Linked DNA regions of Homo sapiens: regions 1, 2 and 3 are each linked to region 4. The links are chromatin contacts, found by Hi-C or POLR2A ChIA-PET in ENCODE. All regions are on one chromosome and are shown on one strand. Each heading gives the region's core, a stretch centred on a gene start or an enhancer-like site at or near the end of the contact. The rest is flanking DNA. Distances are from core to core; before and after follow the strand shown. Region 1 holds the start of KLHL7-DT (KLHL7 divergent transcript). Region 2 overlaps HYCC1 (hyccin PI4KA lipid kinase complex subunit 1). Region 3 holds the start of HYCC1 (hyccin PI4KA lipid kinase complex subunit 1). Region 4 holds the start of CDCA7L (cell division cycle associated 7 like).

Region 1 (4,931 bases), core at 122-2,621, 1.2 Mb after region 4:
AAAAAAGAAAAAAATTTATTCCGTTTTTCTTCAGTGTCCTGGGTCATTTAATAAAGTGAATGAAAAATTTTCTCATTTATAATTTTATTAACAATAAATTATTCCTATTGCCAGGGTTCACCTGAAATCCCCAAATCAACTAGTTAAAATAGAGGCACATCTGAGAACCTCTAGATTAATAGAAGAAAGATAAAGAGTACAGAGACATAAGTATCTTACTCTTTTGTAAAAATTGAGGCGTATATATAGCTTGCTCTTTCATCTGGATTATGCTATATGGTTTGTCCTCAACAAGAAAAGTATACTGTGGGCCAGGCCTGGCCGCTCATTCCTGTAATCCCAGCACTTTGGGAGGCCTAGGCGGGAGGATTGCATAACACCAGGAGTTCGAGACAAGCCTGGGCAACATAGTGTGACCTCTTCACCACCACCACCACCACCACCACCACCACCAAAAAAATTTAAAAATTAAAACTTAGCCCAGAGTGGTGTTGCACGCCTGTAGTTTCAGCTACTTGGGAGGCTGAGATGGGAGGATTGCTTGAGCCCAGGAGTGCTGAGGCTTCAGTGAGCTATGATTAGCCACTGCACCGCACCCCCAGCCTGGGCGACAGGGCCGAGACCCTGCCTCCAAAAAAAAAAAAAAAAGCCTCAATGGTGTAAATTATTTTACATAAAATGTCTCTGTATAGTCCTATATAGACCGAGGAGGAAAACCAATGAGATATAAAGTTTTCATAATGTTAAATAATGTACAATTTCAAATAATCCTGTATATTACTATACAGTAGAAAGAATATGGTTACAAAAAACATTTCCATGAGGGCTGTGATTGAGTTCCGTGTTCCCGTAAAACACTTAGAGAAGCCTAACTGAAGATTTCTAGAACCGACTGACAACTGATTTCAGTTGTAAACACACAGTAAGCCAGCCTAGTTAGGCAGACATTCATTGCACGCCAAGGAGACACCAACGGGACTGTGTGCTCTTGCGTTATGAATCCCACGAAAATAAATCTTGTGCTCCGTGTAACATGACTTTAACTTGCAGTAATATCCTTTCATCATTTAATATTTATTGAGCGCCTACCATACACCAGGCTCAGATACTGCACTGAACACCGACCCTGTCCCATGAAGCCTTACACTGATGGGAGACACCTTTGCATGTTCCACAACCCAATTATCAAAAAAAAAAAAAAAAAAAAGATAATCACGTAACCGAAACCTGGAAATCTGCCTTGGGCACACAAAAGAGCAGGCGCGACCTCGGACCAGCTCCGAGGCAAAATTCACTCAGCGCGGGACAGCGACAGGGAATCCGGCCGCACCTGTGCCTGCAGTCTCATTGCTCGGAACGGCGCGCCACTGTGACGTGTCAGGCCCCGCCCCTGACTCTCCTCATAGTGCCCCCGCCTCCTTGCGCGAAGTGCGCAGGCTCCTGGGCAGGGCTCGGGTTCTGCCCGGGGACGCAGCCCAGTTGGTAGCGTCGCTCCCTGAGCGTTTCTAAGGGGGCCGCCCGGCCTTGTCTTTCGGCAGTGGCCGAGCCACCGCCGCCTGCCGCGCGTTCCAGAGCTGGGCGCTGCAGCTGCACTGCCGATCGCCGTGTTTGGTCGATAGAATCCCCAGTGTGCCCAGAGAGTGCGACCCCTCGCCCGGCCCGGCGAGCCCCGGGCGTGAACCGAGCTGAGGGAGGATGGCAGCCTCTGGGGTGGAGAAGAGCAGCAAGAAGAAGACCGAGAAGAAACTTGCTGCTCGGGAAGAAGCTAAATTGTTGGCGGGTTTCATGGGCGTCATGAATAACATGCGGAAACAGGTACCGCCTCTGTGGGAGTGACGGACGACGGTGGGAGGTGGTCCGGGGCTCGGGCCCCTGGTTCCCGGGGTGGAACCCCGCGCCCTGTGGATCGCGCCCCTCTTTCTCTGTCCTCGCCCCTCCTTCCGTTTTCGCAGGCGAGCGATTCCGCAGTTGGTAGAGGGGCGCGTAAAACAATTCTCGAGCAAAAGTGCTTCTCGTCTGCCGAGGATGTAGCTCCCAAGTCAGACTCCTGGGGGACTCCTCAGGCTGGCTTTCGCCGTCGGGTATCGGTTGTGTAACAGCTCTGCCCTAGTTATCTCTTTGTGGGGCGAGGATCCTTCCATTGGCGAGCCGTTTTAAGGTGCCGTGAGATCTTGTGTGAAGAAACCCGTTGGCATAGCCCAAACCGAAGCCCCCAAAGGGAGGAGAGTTGCTGGCCTGACATCAGCTGCTCTTAAATAAGGATCCCCGCCCCCTCCTGTGTTCCCCGGTGGAGCTAGTTGAAGAGGAGTCCTCCTGTTCGTGCTAATTTAGAGCAGAAGCAGCCATCGATAAATACCATGCCATCTTCTAAGGGCACTGTGCGCCTCTGTTATTAAGAGGAGCTCTTTGTTCTGTCCTTGGTGTGTGGTGCATTCGTGAAATTCTGCAGCACATCGGCGAAAGGTGGGTTATGAAAAGAACGGATTTTAACGCTGGCGAAGGTGAAACAAAGAGGCTTTTTTTTTTTTTAATTCCATAACATCTACACCGATAAGCATAGAAAGTCACTTTTTCCTTTCTGTAAGCTTTATTTATAGATAATACACATCTAAGTAGATTTGTGGGAATGTTTGGGTTTTGTTGACTGGGATCCTGTTTCAAGGGGACAAAGCAGGATGTGAGTTATGTGTAACTGCAAAACCTAGTTTGCTTTGTCTGGTGGTTCTGCTGGGAATATGGGCAACAGTAGAGGAATTTAAGATTTTTATGAAGATATTAACTTCTGGTTTCTATAAGCAAACGCTGACTGCTGGGATTTTGTCTTTGTTCACCAGCTCCTGCTACAGTGCACCAGTGCAGTCTGTGGGAATGCTTTTAAATCTTTCCTGGCCTGGCCTTTGTGCTGAAGTACTGTGAATGCCTGAATTCGTTAATTTATGTAACTGACTTTCATGTATCTATTTTCAAATTCATGTTCCTTTCATGTAAACCTTTTTGTATCTACAATACCACAGACTTCAAATTGCTGGTGCATTTAGCTATTGCCTGCCTGTAATGGTAGTTGAACATAGTTAACCAGGGCTTAAACTCGTTGAAGACTCATTAGGTTCCCTCCCACTCCCTCGAATATATGTTTTCATTCGTGGATCATAGCATTGTAAAGCATTGCCTTAATCCCTAAATAGGGTGAAACTGGATTGCAGCAGCAAATATTTACTTGAGGAGCAGAGGATTATCTGAGACTGTCCGTTTAGCTCTTTGGATTTAAAAAGTGACTCACATTTCTTAGCTTTGGAGTATATTAACATCACTTATTTACCGTTACAATAGAAGTACAATTACTGAAAAATCAGGGTTCTGTTACTGAGTAGGAAGGAAAAAATGGTTACCTGGTGAACAACCAGGGGTCCCCTCCACAATGATTAACTGACCTTAATCTGCCAGGTTCTCCTGTTGTCAGTGGTTTGGCATGTGATTCAAACAGTTCTCCAATAGCACTTTTATCAACTTCATGGAATCATGCATCTTTTGCAAGATGTGCAGTTTCACTTCGCAATTGATTTACATTATGGTTATATTGTATTGTCCTGTTTAACATCATAACACAGGAAACAATTGACCGAGAATGACTGACAAGGGCAGTTGATGGGAATTGGCAGAAACAGTGGCTGGTCTGAGCCAGAGTAGGAATGTTTGAGTGAGGACCAACTTTATAAGTGCTCTTGTTCTTTAGTAAATATTTTTGTGTTATGACTACTTTTACATCCCTTTACAATCTCATTGCTTTAAGGATCAGGATAATGAGTGCCTAGATGACAAGGACCCCTCTGTAAACATCCAGAAACATTCCTTCAAGAATTTGAGAACATTGTGAGATTAGCATACCTCAGTTCCAATCCTGCTCTCTCATTATTTCATTTTGTTATTTTAGATAACATGATTTGGGTCATTCCATCTCTCTGTAGTATAGTGGCCGATTCTATACATAGAGGCAAAAGGGGATTCTGCAGAGCCAGCAGCCTCGGCTTCTTCTAAAGCCTTTTCCTACATTGTTTTTGTCATTTCTAGCCTTTTGTTTCTAAGTAAACTCTCCAGTGAAGTATGGGATACATATAAGAGGGCACAAATCATAAATGTATAGCTCAATTATTACAAAGTGCACATCCCACCAACAAGACGAGAACATGACCAGTACACCAGAGGTCCCCCCTTATGCCCTTCTCAGTCACCAACCCCACAGTAGTAACAACTATTCTAACTCTGTAACCATCGAAGTTAGAGCAGAAGCAACCATTGATAAATACCATGCCATGCCATCTTCTAAGGGCACTATGCACCCCTGTTATTAAGAGGAGCTCTTTGTTCTGTCTTTGGTGTGTGGTGCATTCATGAAAGTCTGCAGCACATCGGCAAAAAGTGGGTTTTTCCTGTGTTTGAACTTATATAAATGTAATCATATGGCATAAACTCTTGTGTTTTGTTTTCTTAAAGCCAACATTGTTTGTGAGATTCATCTGTGCTGTGTGTAGCGCTACTTCATCCTTGTGGTATATAGTATCCCATTGAATGAATATAGCACAATTTATCCATTCTATCATTATGAACATTTGGGTTATTTCTAGTTTGGAACTATTAAGACTAGTACTACTTTGAACATTTTTGTACACTTTGTACATGCCTTTTGGTATGCATATGTATGTATTAATATTTGTGTTGGGAAATACCAAACAGGAATTTTTGAGTCATAAGCTATACCACCTTCAGCTTTAAAAGATATCGTCGTGTAGTTTTCCAAAGTGATTGTACCATGTTACGCTTCTGCCAGTTGTGTGTGAGAGAGGTTTTTGCTCCGCATCCCTGCCATCACTTGATGTTGTCAGTCTTATCACTTTAGCCATTCTAACTGGGTGTATAGGAGCATCTTATTTAAT
Region 2 (4,928 bases), core at 1,780-4,279, 1.0 Mb after region 4:
GAGACAAGAAAATATGTTTTATTTTCTTCATTAACTAATCAAAGGTCATACACCCCTTATATAGCCACTGGGTTAGCCAACTAGAGAAAGATTCACTGGTATAAAGTTGAGCAAATATCTTCCCATCCTCTCCTCATTGTTGGTCACCCCAGTTCCACTGCCCTCCAAACTGGAAGAAACATTTTGACAATGAATCACTGATGGTCGCTGGAGAATGACATCAACATTCAGAGACTTTAACTACTTTGTGGTATTGCCATGAAAGAAAGAAAATAAACAAATGAATAAACTCTTTGAACCACTTGGGGGAAAAAAGGAATCAATTTCCTAGAAAAGATTACTATGTGTAAATAACTCTCTATTGAGATTTGATAGAAAATACTTCCACAGATATTTAGCCTTTCAGTCATATAAAATACAAAAATCACTGGAATTTAAACGCCAGACAAAACTTCCTTGGAATATAATTACTATAGTAGAACAGTAAATATTACCTTAAACTCTGACAACCATTCCTCCACAACCCCTTTCTCTGAAGTAAACATTTTTCCACATCTGTTCTAAACCTTCAACCTGAAAATTAACATAGAAAAATGTTAACGTTTTGAATATATTTTATTTAGTCAGATTACTATGAACAGAGATAATCCTATAAAGTTTTTACTTCATATTTGTGAAATGAGTTTCAAACATAAATTACTAAATTCATTTCAAAACCAATGTGCACAAACAAGCCTTAAAATGCAAGAATTTTGACAAAAGTATAAATATCATAACATGATGAAATTGGCTCTCCAATTTTCATTTAGTTTTCAGGAATGCCAGCTGCAAAACATATTGGACATTTTTCCCTAGTTTCAATAAAATAATTTCAAAAAGATCATTTATCTTAAAAGAAAGCAGAAAATATTTCAAAATTGTGAAAATATAAGAAGACACGCATCCAAAATTGACTTTATAGAAAGCATTAAAGTAATTTAATTTGCTTATATTTCAGTTCTTTACAACAGTAACTAGGCAAGCCATGTGGTTTCTTGAAAGTGTAATGTTCATTTTTTAAAAAGTAAAAGTGACAATATTCAAAATGACCATATTTGACAACAGTGATGCAGAAGACTGGGATTTACTTAAGTATAAATTTAAAGAAGTAAGCTAAAGGAAATGCAGAACAGTTTTATCTCAAGCAAAATGTTTGTCAAAATACAACGTATTTTTCTTTACCTATCCATTTGTATGGGAGTAGACTTGGAAACTATTTCCTGACGGAAAACTTGAGCTCTATCTGAATTTCCTAACTTCCAAATTCAGTCACAAATCCTTCATTAAGCTACTTAATTTTCATCAGCATTATAAGGTAGTAGAAACTTAGGTAGAGTAGCCAGAAATGAATTCTGATTCTATTACTTACTTGGGTAAGATATATTTGCCTTACTTTTTTTTAATCTGCAAAATAGGGATAATGACAGTACCTATTTGCAAGGAGTTATTGTGAGGAGTACATTTTAAAATGCAAATAAAAGCAGTTATTTCCATTCCTGGCAACAAACTATTATCACTATGCAATATTATTATTATTATTAATTCTTATAAACTCTGCTCAGCTGTCTACGAAAGTATCCAGATATGCCTTAATGAACAACGCAGGTTCTTGTCAAAGAATACATTCTAAGGTTCCTGCTGTCTAATTCTCATAAAAAAACATGATTAAAACATTTTTTGGTCATTCATTCATTCATTCACTCATAAAAGATTACTTGGGTAATACGCATTTTATTTTTAAAATAAAAAATATTTCTCCTTGGATCAAGTCAGACTAACAGAAAACCACATATATGTACTGTATTATTGATTTTATAGAACTGTCTGTTTGGAGAAACTGGGCTTTGAAATTATGTCCAAAATGTTACCAAAGCACTGCTAGATGACATTTATCCTCCTTAAAAGCCAACAGAGTCTAGAAAATTCACATCTTAAGTTTTCAGTACTAGGAAAATCTCTCCTTTGGAGTAACTTGTTTGTTTTTATATTATGAATACTGTGAGTTTCATAACCAATTCTCTTTGTCTTACTGTTATTTTCTGTCTGCCTGTATCTACTTTTTTTATGTTGTTATGTATATTTGTAAAGCAAAGCCAATATAAATGCACAAAAGTTTTCTTTTGTATGAATTCCATTGTTTAATAAATTAGGACAGAAAGTTATCACAAATGGAACCACACTACATCAAGTTACATAGAAATGGGGAGGTAAAATTTTTACAAAAATTCAAAATAACTCTCCAGTTAAAATTAAGGTTAATTTTTCAAAAATTAAAAGAAATCAAGAGGAATATACAAGGAACCAAGAACAGTCAAGGGCTGTCTTGAAGAACAACAGAACTGTGGGACCTGGACTTCCAACAGCAAAGCTTAGTATAAAACTTACCAAAAACTATAGTAATTAAGCCAGTGGTGGCACTGTCAGAAGAATAGAAAACAACCAATGGAACAGAATAGAGTGGCCAGAAACAGACCCACACATATATGGTCACCTGATTTATGACAAAAATGACACTGAAATTCAGTGAGGAAAGGATGCTCTTTATAATAAATGGGGCTAGGTTATTTGGATAGCTACATGGGGAGGACAAAAAGAACCATGACCCTAGAGATCATGCTGTATGCAAAAATAAAAACAGTTTCAGTTGGACCACAGATCTAATTGTGAACAGTAAACCATAAGGCTTTTAGAAGAAAATGCAAGAGAGTACTTTCATAATCTTAGGCTAGGCAAAGGTTTCTTAAACAAGAGGCACAAAAGCACTAATCACAAGGAGGGGAAAAGGATAAACTGGACTTCCTTGAAAGTAAGAATTTCTACTCACCAAAAGATACCACTAGGAGAATGAAAAGGCAAAGCCATAGGGTGGCAGATGATATCTGCAATTCATATACATGGCAAAAGTCTCATATCCAGAATATATAAGGAACTCATAAATTATTAAGAAAAAAGGTAGACAATCCTATAGGAAATCAAGACCATCACTTACTCAAATGGAAACTTAGCACATGAAACGTGCTCAACTTTGTTAGTCATCAGGGAAATGTCAGTTAAAACCCACAGTGAAATACACCATACAAACACACACACACACACACACATACACACACACACGTACGCATGTGTAGCTAAAATGAAAGATCACACCAAGTGTTGAAAAAGATATGGAGCAATCAATATTCAGACACAGCTAATGTGAATGCAAATTGGTACAATATCTTGGAAAACTCTTTAGCAATATCCTCTAAACTTGAGGATATATACATATACTCTACGAACCCAGAAATTCTACCCATGTTAATACTCAACAGAAATGAGGACATATGTTCTCTGAAAGCTATGTTCAGAAAATGTTCATCTGAGCAATAGGCTTTTGTTTTTGTTTTGTTTTTAGAGACAGAGTCTCACTCTGTTACCCGGGCTAGAGTGTAATGGCGCTACCACAGCTCACTGTAGCCTCAAATTCCTGGGCTCAAGGGGTCCTCCCACCTCAGCCTCTCAAGTAGCTGAGACTACAGGAGTGTACCACATGCTTGGCTACAGCAGGTATTTTTTAATAGTCAAAAACTAGAAACAAACCAAATGTCCATCAGTAGTTGAACGAATAAATTACAGTATACTGTACAATATCTGAAATTCTATACAACAAAATATAACTTTTAATGAATAAACTATATCTGTGTTACAGTGTTGGATAAAAGAATGCAGGAAAACAGAGTACATACTATATAATTACATTTATGTAAATTTCAAGAACAGATAAAACGAATCCATTTGTGTTAGAAGTTGGGATAGTGGCTGCTCTTGAGGGGCCTATCTTGTCGGTTCTGATAACAGTCTGTTTCTTGATCTAGGTGCTGGTTACTCAAGTGTATACATTTGGTGAAAATTTGCCAAGCTAAACATTTCATAAACTGTACATTTTTCTGTATGTATATTATACATTAGTAACACCAGTCAGCCCTGGGTCTCTTATCTTCCACTTGATAGAGATCAAATGGGAGCCCTCATTGTATAGCTGAGCTCACATGGACACTCACTTGTTTAGCACGCATGCAAGCTCAGAATAAAATTGTTCCTCCCCAAACTTCTCTGTCTCCTGCAGAACTCAAAAGGGAGTCTATGACATGCCTCCCTATCCTGAAACTTTCACAGTCTCACCACCACTGTCTGCTTTAGGTCCACCAGGACTAAAGTCTTTATTCCCTTCATCTCTGTTTATGTCCAGCACCACAAGAAGCTACAGACACCTAGATGACACTCATCTCACACACTAGTCATCATAACTCTTTGTACATCTTCTGTTTTGCTCCCATCTCCCATCCCATCCTAATTCTGGAAGGACGATATACTTCCATGGGTCCTCTGGAATTTACAGTCTATTACCAGCAAAATCCTCTACATCTTCAACAGTTCTTCAAATGTTGCTTTCTTCTTTTCATGAGACACTAGTTTCCCTGCATGCAAGCTTACCAAATAGTGATTGCATTTCCTCACACATCCCTGAAACAAACCACTGGGCTTAGAGGTAAAGTAGGTGTTCTCCTTTCTTCTTATTACCACTCAAGATCATTCTCTTCCTCCTTCAACCATCCACCCAAAGCTGCTTTGAAACTCTATCACCATCATCTATCAATCAATCCACCCCACGCCCTTGCCCTGCTCGGTCCCTCCCCTTCATTTCTGGATGATCTTAGCTCCTAGCTCACTGTCATGCTTTCAAACAACTCCTGCTTAAATCTTGGTGATTTTTTTTCTTACCTGAAGTCTAAATTCCTAGAAGTCTTAATTCCTAGAATTCTCCTCCTACAATATTTTCTTCCTATCTGCCTCAGCTACTCAATCCTACGATCAAAGTCTATGATCATAGCCTAGACCACCTGTTTTCA
Region 3 (4,789 bases), core at 1,784-4,283, 1.1 Mb after region 4:
TCTCCCCGCCCTTGGCATCTTTCCTGATGGTCCTCCTACCTTGCTAGCTACTATTCCTCTAACTTTCAGACAATTCTTCTTCCTACTTCTGCTATTTATGAGAGTCTGTTCTCTGGCTGCCACTTTCACCAGGCTAAAGGCTTTCCCTGAGTCATTTCATCACAACTAAATCAATATAGCTTCAATTCAACCCCCAATCATCTCTCTAATCCTGATTTTCACATCCACAGATACAAACATCTATCTATATCTTCGCCTGAAGTTCCACTGCTTCCTCAAATTCAAAATAGCCAAAACAGAATTTATCATCTTCCTTCCATTTTTGTGTTCCTCATTTCCATCAACAGAACCCCAAGTCAAACCTTCACAGTCCTGAGTCCTCCTTTCTTCTCATAGGTGATTAGGACTTGTTAGTTTTTCCCTCACTCTGCCACAGTAAAGGTCTAAAATACAAATCCAATAAATGGCTTCTCATCTATCACGTTCAATCCAATCCCTTTAGCTAAGGATACCATTCCCTGATCTGGCCCTCTACCACCCTCACTATCTTCATCTGGCACCATTTCCTACTAACCCCTGCATTCAAGCCATATCAATGTCAATGTTATTGACTTTGTCAACTGCCAATGTCAATTGACACTGACTCGTCATTGTCAATGACTTATCTAAATTGCCACAGTTTCTCAGGCCTCCTTGCCTTCTCAATTACTATATCCTCCTCTTGGGAAGTTACTTACCTCCTGCACTTGGCAAAATCATATCATCCTTCACAACTTGGCTGTGTGCTCCCAACTCCACCTACACTCAAGGCAAGTTAACTATCTCCTACTCTAAACTCTCCTACTACACTAGGCATATCTCTATTCCCACTGACTACATAGTATTATAATTGTTAATTTACTGTAATGTTACTAACATCTTGTATGTTAGATAGTAAATTCCTTGAAGACAAGAGCTATGACATTCATTTCTGTATCCCTAGTACCTACTCAGCCTGGAAGAGTGAAAAAATAAATTTATGTTTGATATAATTTCAATCATTTATAAAATATAAACGATACCCCAAAATAGGTCTTGAATACTAAGATTTCTTAAAATTTCTTAAGATCCATTATAAAATAAATATTAGGCAACAGGATGCTGAATAAAACAGTACATATATTTAAACTCACCGTCAAAGACACCAGTCTAAAAAATACAACCCAGAGCAAATTTCATAAAACAGAAATACAACAATGAAAGGAAGCAGAGCAAGGATAAACGCTGACCCAGCTAATGCCTTATCGGGTGTCTGTATCCAGGTACTGCTAATGCCGATGACTAAGAAGGTTTCTAATCCTTCTAATCCCTCATGGTAATTTCAATAAATCGAATAAGGATAAACGAGCCAAATCCAGAATTTGTTTCCTAAATATGTGATGCTTTTCCCCCTTGCCACTTGGTTTGATTGAACTGATTATTTGAATAGCTGACTTTGAAGCCACTATTGGCCAAGCAGATCTTAAATGTTTTTCCTTCCTTGTCTTTGCCTGCACTTCAAAAATATGGTGGTTTAGACTACTATTCATCCTGTAAACCTTAAAATGTATTCACCTAAAGAAAAAAAAATACTTGGAAATGTCGGGGGAGGTGGGGTGCCTGTGGATGTTAGCAGTAGAATGTTTTCATGGAAAACAAGCCTCCCAGTCTTTCTGACTTTATGGCAATAAGATTTGAAAGCTGAAAACCTCAAACTGTAAAGTGTTACATGAACCAAAGAGGTGGCCCACCTGCTCCAAAAACTACTGTGTGATCCAAGGATAAATAATTTGCAAAAGGTCAGCTTGGCCCTACTGCCTGTAGGGCAGTCTCTGAGATAAGAAGTAGCTGCCGGTGGAACAAATTCCCCCTACCTGAAGAGCGCCGCGGCTGCCAGGCTTGTGATAGTGTATTTCTCAGAGAGCAGATTCTGTGCAGTACTAAACCACTTAGGCAAAATTAAAATCTTTCAGGAATGTCTAAACTCACAAAGCACACATGTGCAAGCTGACGGGCAGACAGCAAATTTCGGGGAAGCGTACAAACTTGGGGGTGTTTTAATGCAACCATTTTCAGCCAAACCCCCGAGGATTCCCGAGTATGTTAAAATGAGCCTCAGGAGAGGAATAACTCATAGAAAGAAGGGGCAAGGGCTCAAGAAGAGATCTTCAGCGAAATAACCAAGGAAGGAAGCGTGGCTGCTGTCTGAACCTCTCCGCCCTGCAGGGGACCAAAGACCGACTCGGGCCAACGCTGCTCTCCAGGGGGCGAGGGCGGGGGGTCGACAGTGACCATTGTGGCCACCAGACCGGACGGACAGTGGCGGCCTCGCCGAAGTAGAGGGCGCGAGTGGGAGAGGAGGCAGAGGCCAGAGCATCCGCCGCGGCAGGGAGGGGACGGGGGGCTCCCGCCCCAGGCCCACCCGGCAGAGGGGCGGCCGGTGGGGCCGAGGCGGCGGCACCCGGGTCACAGCAGGAGGCTGGACTGCTCCTCGCCGGGAAGGAAAGACCCGAGTCGCGCGCACAAAGCTGCCGCCCTCCAGGCAGCGGGCAGGCTGCGCCCAACTTCGGGGCGAGCAGCGCCGGCCGCAGCCCACCCGCCCGCCAGCCGCCCCCAGCGCCCCGCGCCGCCTCGCACCCACCCATGGCGCCTCGCGCGGGAGCCGTTACCCCCAGTGGAGCCGCGGCCCCAGGGACAAAGTCCCGGTCCTGTCCTCGCCGCCGCCTCGCCCCGGCTCCTCCCTGACAAAAAAAAGTTATCCGTTGCCGGACGCCCTGGGGGCCCGGCGTGGGTCTCTCGGCTGGACTCACCAGGGCGGCTGCCGGAGCTCCACCTGCAGGACCTCGACTCGTGAGGCTCTCAGCGACAGCGACGGAGGCTGCTCTGCTTCCTCCCGAGTAGCAGCACCACCTGCTCCCCTTCTTCCTAGCAGAACGGGTCCCGGTGAGCCATCTTCCCCCTCCTCTCACTGACTGACAACCCAGCCGGGAGAGCCACCACTGCCGCCAGCCTCTCTGACAGGCACGACCAGGGACCCGTCCTCAAGCAGCCAACCACCACCGCCCCACGCCAGTTCAGCCTATCGCCGTCCTCCGGGGCGGGATCAGAACAACTTCTCCACCAATGAGAATCTTCTTCTGCTGGGCCTGGGGCGGAGCCATGAGGCGCCTTGAGTGGGCGTGGTCTGAGCAATGGGCGTGATCCGGGCGTCCGAGGGAAGTTGATTGACTGTAAGGTTTGCGGTGGCCGCTAGGCGATGACAATCAGCGAAGGTCTCTTAGATTCTGAGCCGTTAGGGCTTATGGCCTTCTCAGAAAAAAATAAACCTTACCGGATGATGTGAAGGGTATCAATTTGTTTCTCTTTTGTGAGAAAAGAGAAACAAATTGATAATTTACTAGTCAGTAGGATTTACTTCCCTGTAATTAAATTCACAAGAATTTATCAAAATCTTATCAAATCCCGGGAGGAAAAAAAAATTACGTTTTTGCAAAATGGAAATACAAACTTCCCCCTCACTACATCATTGCTTTTGGGCTTAGCCTGGAAAAAGTCAAATACGATGCCTCAGTTTTCTTTCCATGGGGGTTGTTTTTATTTTTTCCATCATTCCTCCCTACTTTTTCTCTGAACATATACTAAATGTTTTGTATAATAACTGGAACCCGAGAACACCTGAACCTGCGCCTGCAGACAGTACTGCTGTTTTTGACCTTGTAAACCTCTCCTACCACATCCTTCTCAAGACTGGTCAGGATTAATTAGAAGAAAAACTGACCTCCACCCTAGAAGACAGGAAGTTCATTCTAGCTTTACACTAGAAATGGGCAGGATTTCTCCAGAAACACTAAGTGAACTTTTCAAACATGCTGAACTCATAAATAACAAGCACATAAATAAGAAGATATATTACTTGATATCAAAAGGGTATCAAGCAAACAATTTCAGGTAATTATTAGGGCAGATTGCTAAAACAGATAGGATCCCCCTCCAAAGGGAGGATCAGATTAATGAGTAAATAATAACAAACTACAGTGATAAGGACAATAGAGATTGGTTCAATGAGCAATGGAAACAGAGGACAAGAAATGACTGTTTAGGAAAGTCAGCGAACTCCACAAGGAAGGTAATGTTTGAGTTGGATCTTAAAAGGTAAATGGGAGTTTGCCAGAGAAGAAAGTCAAAGGGTATTTCAGAAAGGGAGAACACCATGTTCAAAGGCATGGAGCTGTGAAAGGGCACAGAGCCATTGTGGAATGTTGAGAAGGTAGATGGGGTTAAATGATGAGGAACGGCCAAAAATTGGGCTGGAGCAAAAGGTTGAGGTGAGATTGTAAAAGACCTCACAAGCTACACTAAGATATTCAGACAAGCACTGTCCAGCAGAGCTTTCTGCACTGGTGAAAATGTTCTATATTTGTGTTGTCCAAAATAGTAGCCATTAGCCACATGTGGCTATCAAATACTTGAAATGTGGTGTGACTGAAGAGCTCAATGTATTTATTTATTTATTTATTTATTTTTGAGACAAGGTCTCACTCTGTCACCCAAACTGGGGTAGAGTGCTTAAGTGATCCTCCCACCTCAGCCTCCCAAAGTGCTGGGATTACAGACATGAACTACCATACACGGCTGAAACTCAATTTTTAATTTTTTTTTTTTTTGGCAGAGTCTCCCTCTGTCACCCAGGCTGGAGTACAGTGGTGGGATCTTACCTCACTGCACTTCCACTTCCCAGGTTCAAGCAATTCTCCTGCCTCAGCCTCCTGAG
Region 4 (5,223 bases), core at 1,090-3,589:
TTCATTAAGTGTTCTTATCCGCAGTCACCTGCCCACCCCACAGAACCACTCTCCACTAATTTAGAGACTATAATCTGTGCACATTTAAATTACGATGAACAGGAACATTTCCACTGGAAAAACCATCACACATCTTTGATTTGCACTGCCAATTAGGTCTTCAGAAAAGGAAAAAAAAAAAAACCCTGATCATCTTACATATAGTAATTTGCCTTAATTGGTGCATAATGGATCGGATATAATTTGTGGGTAACCCCTACATGATAAATAGTTTATTTAACATTTTAGAACTACCAAAAATTAGCCTCATTGTGTGGCAGTAAACGCTCACTTCCAACTACACATTCTGGGACTTCTGAGTTTCCTAAGCATGAATTATGAATATCAGTAGTGGAAGTGCAAAGAACTCTCCAGCTTAACAACAGGAGTGACACATTCCAGAAACATTTTCTGATTACATTCACAAGGAGCTCCGGAGTGATAAATTCCAGATACATTTTCTGACTAAACTCACAAGGAGCTCAAATCTCCATCCAGAGGGTTTGTTTTTTGTTTTTAGTCCTGTAGCAACAGAAACTCCTAGAAGGTTAGGACGCCAGCCGGAAGTGGTGGCTCACGCCTGTAATCCCAGCACTTTGGGAGGCCGAGGCAGGTGGATCACCTGAGGTCAGCAGTTCAAGACCAGACTGGACAACATTGTGAAACCCTGTCTCTACTAAAAAAAAAAAAAAAATACAAAAAATTAGACAGGCGTGGTGGCGGGCGCCTGTAATCCCAGCTACTCGGGACGCTGAGGCAGGAAAATTGCTTGAACCCGGGAGGCGAAGGTTGCAGTGAGCCGAGGTCGCGCCATTACACTCCACCCCGGACAAGAGCGAAACTCCGTCTCCAAAAAAAAAAAAAAAAAAAAAAGGATGCTAATACACGGTAAAAGCCAGTGGCAAAAAATAAAAAATCGAACCCTGTCTCATTCCGTAGGCTTTACTGTTTCCCTTGCTTTTAATAGTTTATCTCACAGGAGGCATTTTAAAAATATTCTCAGAAACATCAACAACAGATTTTTCTCAAGCGACCATTTTCAGGAAGGCTTCAGAAATTACTAAAAGGCCAAAGCTACCGTTAGTGGCTCAGTCTTTGCCGCCAGACTCGGGCAGGTGACAGCGGTTTGGGCTCGGGCGCCGGGCACTCTGCGCCTTCCAACGCTGGCGGCCCCGCCTCCCCTTCTCCCGGGCCAGGCACGCAGGTGGAGGAAAGTAAACACCAGTCGGAAGCAAGGTGGAAGCAGTGAGTCTCGCGACTCTCAATAAAACAAGTGGAAAAAAAAAAAAAAACAATCCTCGCACAAAGCATCTCCGTGCTCCCACAAGCAGAGGCGTGGCTGCTTGTTTCCCTTTTTAAAGGTTGTATTTTTAGTTCTTATGAAAAATGTTTTTATTGCTTACTTCTAAGTAAACATGTATCTCCATTACGATAACGTAGAGAAAAGCTCTTTTAAGAAGTAAAAAGAGAAAACTGAAGTCACGTTCACATTCCCACTACTCACTGAAACGTTTGGGGGAACTTACTCAAGTGTTTGCTAATGAGTTTTAAAGACGAGTTAGGCCCTTAACGCGTAATTGGGGTCGTGCTGTGCATATGATTTGGGATCTTGCAGCTTGTTTAACTCGGCCCAATGACGTTACCATTTCCCCCAAATGGTTACTAATTCCTTGAAAACGTTTACAAAAGTTCTAGAATAAACACTAAAGTTATTATTTTTAAACTCCATTATCCAAGTTGGACTGGTCTGGCGATCGACTGTTAAAAAAAAAAAATTACAACTTTCTTAAGCTTCCTGATCTCTGTGCCAATTCCCGGAGAAAGTGTGGGGAGTGCACAAAAAAAGCCCCTCCCCCGTCTCACGAGGGCTGCAAACGCAGGCGCTGCGCCCCGCTAGCTCCCCGCCTGCACCCCCGGCGGCCACCCGAGACTGAGCAGAGCGCCAGGCTGAGCGCGGTTGTGTGCTGGGGCGACCGGCCTCTGTGGTCCGCGTAGCACAAACGTGACCCACTGCGCACACCTGCAGGGCGCGCCCACTCCGGCACTCAACCGGCTGGGCGCGCCAGATCCCCAGTGCCGCAGCCAAGGGCCACGTTTCCAGCCCAAGGCCAGCAGGACCGGGTGGCAAAGGGAAGTCAAACTGTGGGTGCGTCCGGACGGCGGCGGGCGGCCGGACCCTCACCTGGTAGCGAGTCGCCAACTCCATTCTTCCTAACCGGGCTCCAGTCTCCTCCCAGCACGCGGCCACGGGAGCCCGGACTCACCACGGCCCGGCGCACCAAGAACGCCCCGCGCCCGAGCAGCTAGCGCGCTCCGCCCGGAGCACAGGCGGGCCCCGGGAGGGGCGCACTTGACGCCCTGGACAGGGGGAGCGCGTTGCGCTGCCCCCTCGGTGCCGCCTCACTGGGCCTCGTGGCTCCGATCACGTTCCAACTTCGCGGCCACTGACCTTGTCTTCGCAGGCGGCGCGAGAGGGGGCTGCAGTTGGGCGCGGCAAGAGCAATTACCAGTGTTAGGGCGCCGGGCTCCCCCCTGCAGCAGAGGGAGGGAGTGGAGCCGTCCGGCGGGGTTTAGCGCGGGAGAAATGAGGGGGCTGTCCCGGCGCAGCCTCCAGCTGGCACGCGCGCTGGATACTTGGCAGGGTTTATTCCAGGTCATGCCCTGGGGCGCGAGCTTCTGCTGCAACCCCTGTCTCTGATCCAGGCAAATATTGTAGGGCGGCTTTGGGGCTTGTTTTGTTTTGTTGTTGTAACGGGGCAGGGTTCTCTTTGGGAAGATTCTGTCTCCCAAAACATTTGCTACAGGGTTCACTTTGCAGAACAGGCAACCCAGGTTTCTTTACCAAGGCCCAGGTGGACAGATGCAAACCCGCCTGAAACTTTAGACGGCCATTACACAGTAGGCCTCCACACCCACCAGACAAAGAGTTTGTAGAGGTCAGGAATGCTGACTAATTTAACAGAATTGACCCCGGCATCTACTAAGCATCAGGCACTGGGCTAGTCCTAGGAACAGAAGGGTGAACAAAAACAGGCCCCTGCTCTGTTGGAGTTTACAGCCTGAGAGCCAGTTACCAACCTAATTGCATTATTCTAAATAAATACAATAATGATGCAAATAAGTGTAATAACGATGTAAATTTTATAAATTAGATTTATAATTAATATTAATTTGATACCACTATCAATGACAAATGTAATGATGATGCAAATAAATGTAAATTTGGAGCGATGATGCCATGAGAAAAAAGGCAAGTGGTATTAATGGTGGTGTGAAATAGGAAGACAATCTGATAGAGGTCAGGGAATACTTCTTAGAGTTCAGATATGAAGAGTGAGGAATTAAGTTTGTGGAAATTGTGGGAGAGTTGAAGTAGAGAGTGGGGAGAATGGTAAATGAAGTTGTCCTGAAATCACAGCAGGTTTGCTGGACAGTGTTGCACACCTATTTAGAACCGTGGTCATAGGTTTACAGTAGAGCATCCTGTACGCATAGGACCTTCTGCAGCCCCTCTCAGCTGCTTAGGATCTGACGTTCATCTTTTCTTTATTGAACGAGTGAATGAAATTTGCCAAACATTTACTCAAGCTTGAAGAGAAAACATGGAAAAGGTTTCCTTCCTTCCTTTGGTTAGTTCAGCAAACAACATGTGTTATGTGCTTTCATGTTCCAGCCCTCAGTGTTCTCACTTCCTGGTGGTAGTAAAACCAATACAACATTGTGTGACTTAAAATGTTTTGTTTTTATTGGATAATGTTATTTATTCATTATGGCCACTTCATTTTTATTATGCTTTAGAGTTTTCCTTCACATGCAGTATCTCCTTGAATCCTCTCAATATCCTTCCAGATCCTTATTGTCCACATTTTTAAAATAAGGAAACAGAATCTAAGAAAATACATTAAGAGATCCCTGCCACCCTGCCACTAAGTGACAGCAGCAGACTGCCAAACTGAAAACCATTCCTTATGCCTCCAGATCCAACATTCTTTCCATTTTTCTGTATTTTTTCCCTTTGGCTGCCAGGAAGCTTAGAGTGAAAATTAATTCAATCAGAGCTCTTCTTCCTCTTTTTTTTTTTTTAGATAGTTGCTTCCTCATGAACTGCTGATCTTGTTTGCACTTCTTTTCATTGTAGGTTAAATCAAATCAATTTTGGAAAAGGGAGCACAAATTTGAAGCAGGTCAGATTTTGCAAAACACTTGAAGCAGCCTAGACTAGCTACTTCTGTATCAGGAAACCTGTAAGCTGTTGAACCTTTCTGTTTAGAAATTTGCCATAACTAACCCTAAGTCTTCAGATGACAACCCCTAAATTTTCTTCCTGTGCTTAGCAAAGCCTGTACACGTTTGATGGTATTTAGTAATTGATTATATAGTGGTGTGTTTTGTTTTGTTTTGTTTTGTTTTGTTTTGGTCAGGCTTTGGGAAAATCTCTAAGGAACCAGAGGATTTAAACATGGCACTGCAGTAATACTTTCTAATAATTATTACTGATAGGGTTCACGGGATGTGAGCACTGGGTTTCATCATGGCACTGCAAGAATGAGTGTCCCTTCCAGATGCAACAGTATACATATTGCAACACAGAAAAAGAAGACATAATGTTTGCAACTTCTTTTAAGAAGTCTGTCTAGAAATCCATGCTTGATTGCTTTTTAAATGTTTCCATGAGAGAGTAAAAACTTGGTCCCCAGTACCTTGAACAAGGTAAGAAATTTGTGATTAGAAGCCAAAGGAGTTAATAATGCCACACTAAAATATGCTGCTCTGGCATATTCACTATTTTTAGTTAAAAGCACTTAAAAAAAAAAAAAGCAGGTAGGAGAAGATCACTCTGAACTTAATGTTGTTTCTTAAAAGCAGGAGATAAAATTCCCCTATGAAAGCTGTCCTCCCTACACAAGAAGGAAAGCCACATTCTTATCAAAGACAGGAAATTGAAGCTGAGGGAAATCTGTACAAACAAACCTTGTTAAACTAACCCTTATCTTCTCAGTCACTTCTCCACCCAATTAACTACACTAGCCCATGCCCCTTTGCCTCATCGCATTTTCAGTTTTACTACTCTGTGCAATTCACTATATAAATGTCCAACTCAAACTTCATCCTGGGGTCTTCATTTCCTTAAAAAGGCACCCATGCCACATAAAACTTCGATTAGACAAATCTATATGCTTTTCT

What was found. Hi-C counts contacts between places; a loop is a spot of excess contacts on that map. ChIA-PET counts read pairs that join two places held with the same protein, here RNA polymerase II (POLR2A). Pooled maps may share reads with other maps.
Region 1: a loop to region 4 is called in a map of naive thymus-derived CD4-positive, alpha-beta T cell, with 6 times the contacts of the local background. The contact joins the promoter of KLHL7-DT here to the promoter of CDCA7L in region 4. A Hi-C loop is called at or near these places in 1 of 168 maps with a recorded cell type or tissue (naive thymus-derived CD4-positive, alpha-beta T cell), 1 of 37 single-sample maps with no recorded cell type and 8 of 50 pooled maps. POLR2A ChIA-PET finds 5 or more read pairs at or near these places in 1 of 52 experiments (CD4-positive, alpha-beta T cell).
Region 2: a pooled map shows a loop between it and region 4 (3-fold over the local background). The contact joins the enhancer-like site here to the promoter of CDCA7L in region 4. A Hi-C loop is called at or near these places in 1 of 37 single-sample maps with no recorded cell type and 3 of 50 pooled maps. POLR2A ChIA-PET finds 5 or more read pairs at or near these places in 1 of 52 experiments (GM12878).
Region 3: a map of B cell shows a loop between it and region 4 (5-fold over the local background). The contact joins the promoter of HYCC1 here to the promoter of CDCA7L in region 4. A Hi-C loop is called at or near these places in 4 of 168 maps with a recorded cell type or tissue (B cell, GM12878, OCI-LY7 and 1 more), 10 of 37 single-sample maps with no recorded cell type and 14 of 50 pooled maps. POLR2A ChIA-PET finds 5 or more read pairs at or near these places in 2 of 52 experiments (PC-9 and activated naive CD4-positive, alpha-beta T cell).

Annotation. Positions count from the first base shown.
Region 1 is chr7:23,104,332-23,109,262 of GRCh38, forward strand. KLHL7-DT (KLHL7 divergent transcript) reads right to left here and starts at 1,372. Exons shown (of 3, transcript NR_046220.1): 1 at 1,228-1,372. KLHL7 (kelch like family member 7) reads left to right here and starts at 1,454. Exons shown (of 11, transcript NM_001031710.3): 1 at 1,454-1,815. The coding sequence starts at 1,696. RefSeq lists enhancers at 642-1,628, 1,251-1,440, 1,561-1,840, 1,629-2,615, 2,321-2,400.
Region 2 is chr7:22,990,567-22,995,494 of GRCh38, forward strand. HYCC1 (hyccin PI4KA lipid kinase complex subunit 1) reads right to left here. Exons shown (of 11, transcript NM_032581.4): 2 at 495-573. The coding sequence starts at 545. Among named protein-coding and RNA genes, the nearest start is that of HYCC1, 21 kb to the right of the region's middle. RefSeq lists an enhancer at 2,403-2,482. Within about 2 kb of position 3,030, at least 2 of the 41 ENCODE cell types and tissues checked have a DNase peak (open chromatin) inside an H3K27ac peak, as active enhancers do; they include GM12878, where a contact is called at or near this core.
Region 3 is chr7:23,011,097-23,015,885 of GRCh38, forward strand. HYCC1 (hyccin PI4KA lipid kinase complex subunit 1) reads right to left here and starts at 3,034. Exons shown (of 11, transcript NM_032581.4): 1 at 2,829-3,034. RefSeq lists enhancers at 1,736-2,417, 2,835-3,024, 3,185-3,364 and a silencer at 2,375-2,644.
Region 4 is chr7:21,943,560-21,948,782 of GRCh38, forward strand. It overlaps CDCA7L (cell division cycle associated 7 like), which reads right to left and starts at 2,340. Exons shown (of 10, transcript NM_018719.5): 1 at 2,222-2,340. The coding sequence starts at 2,245. RefSeq lists a silencer at 1,959-2,008 and enhancers at 2,149-2,298, 2,294-3,004, 2,689-2,938.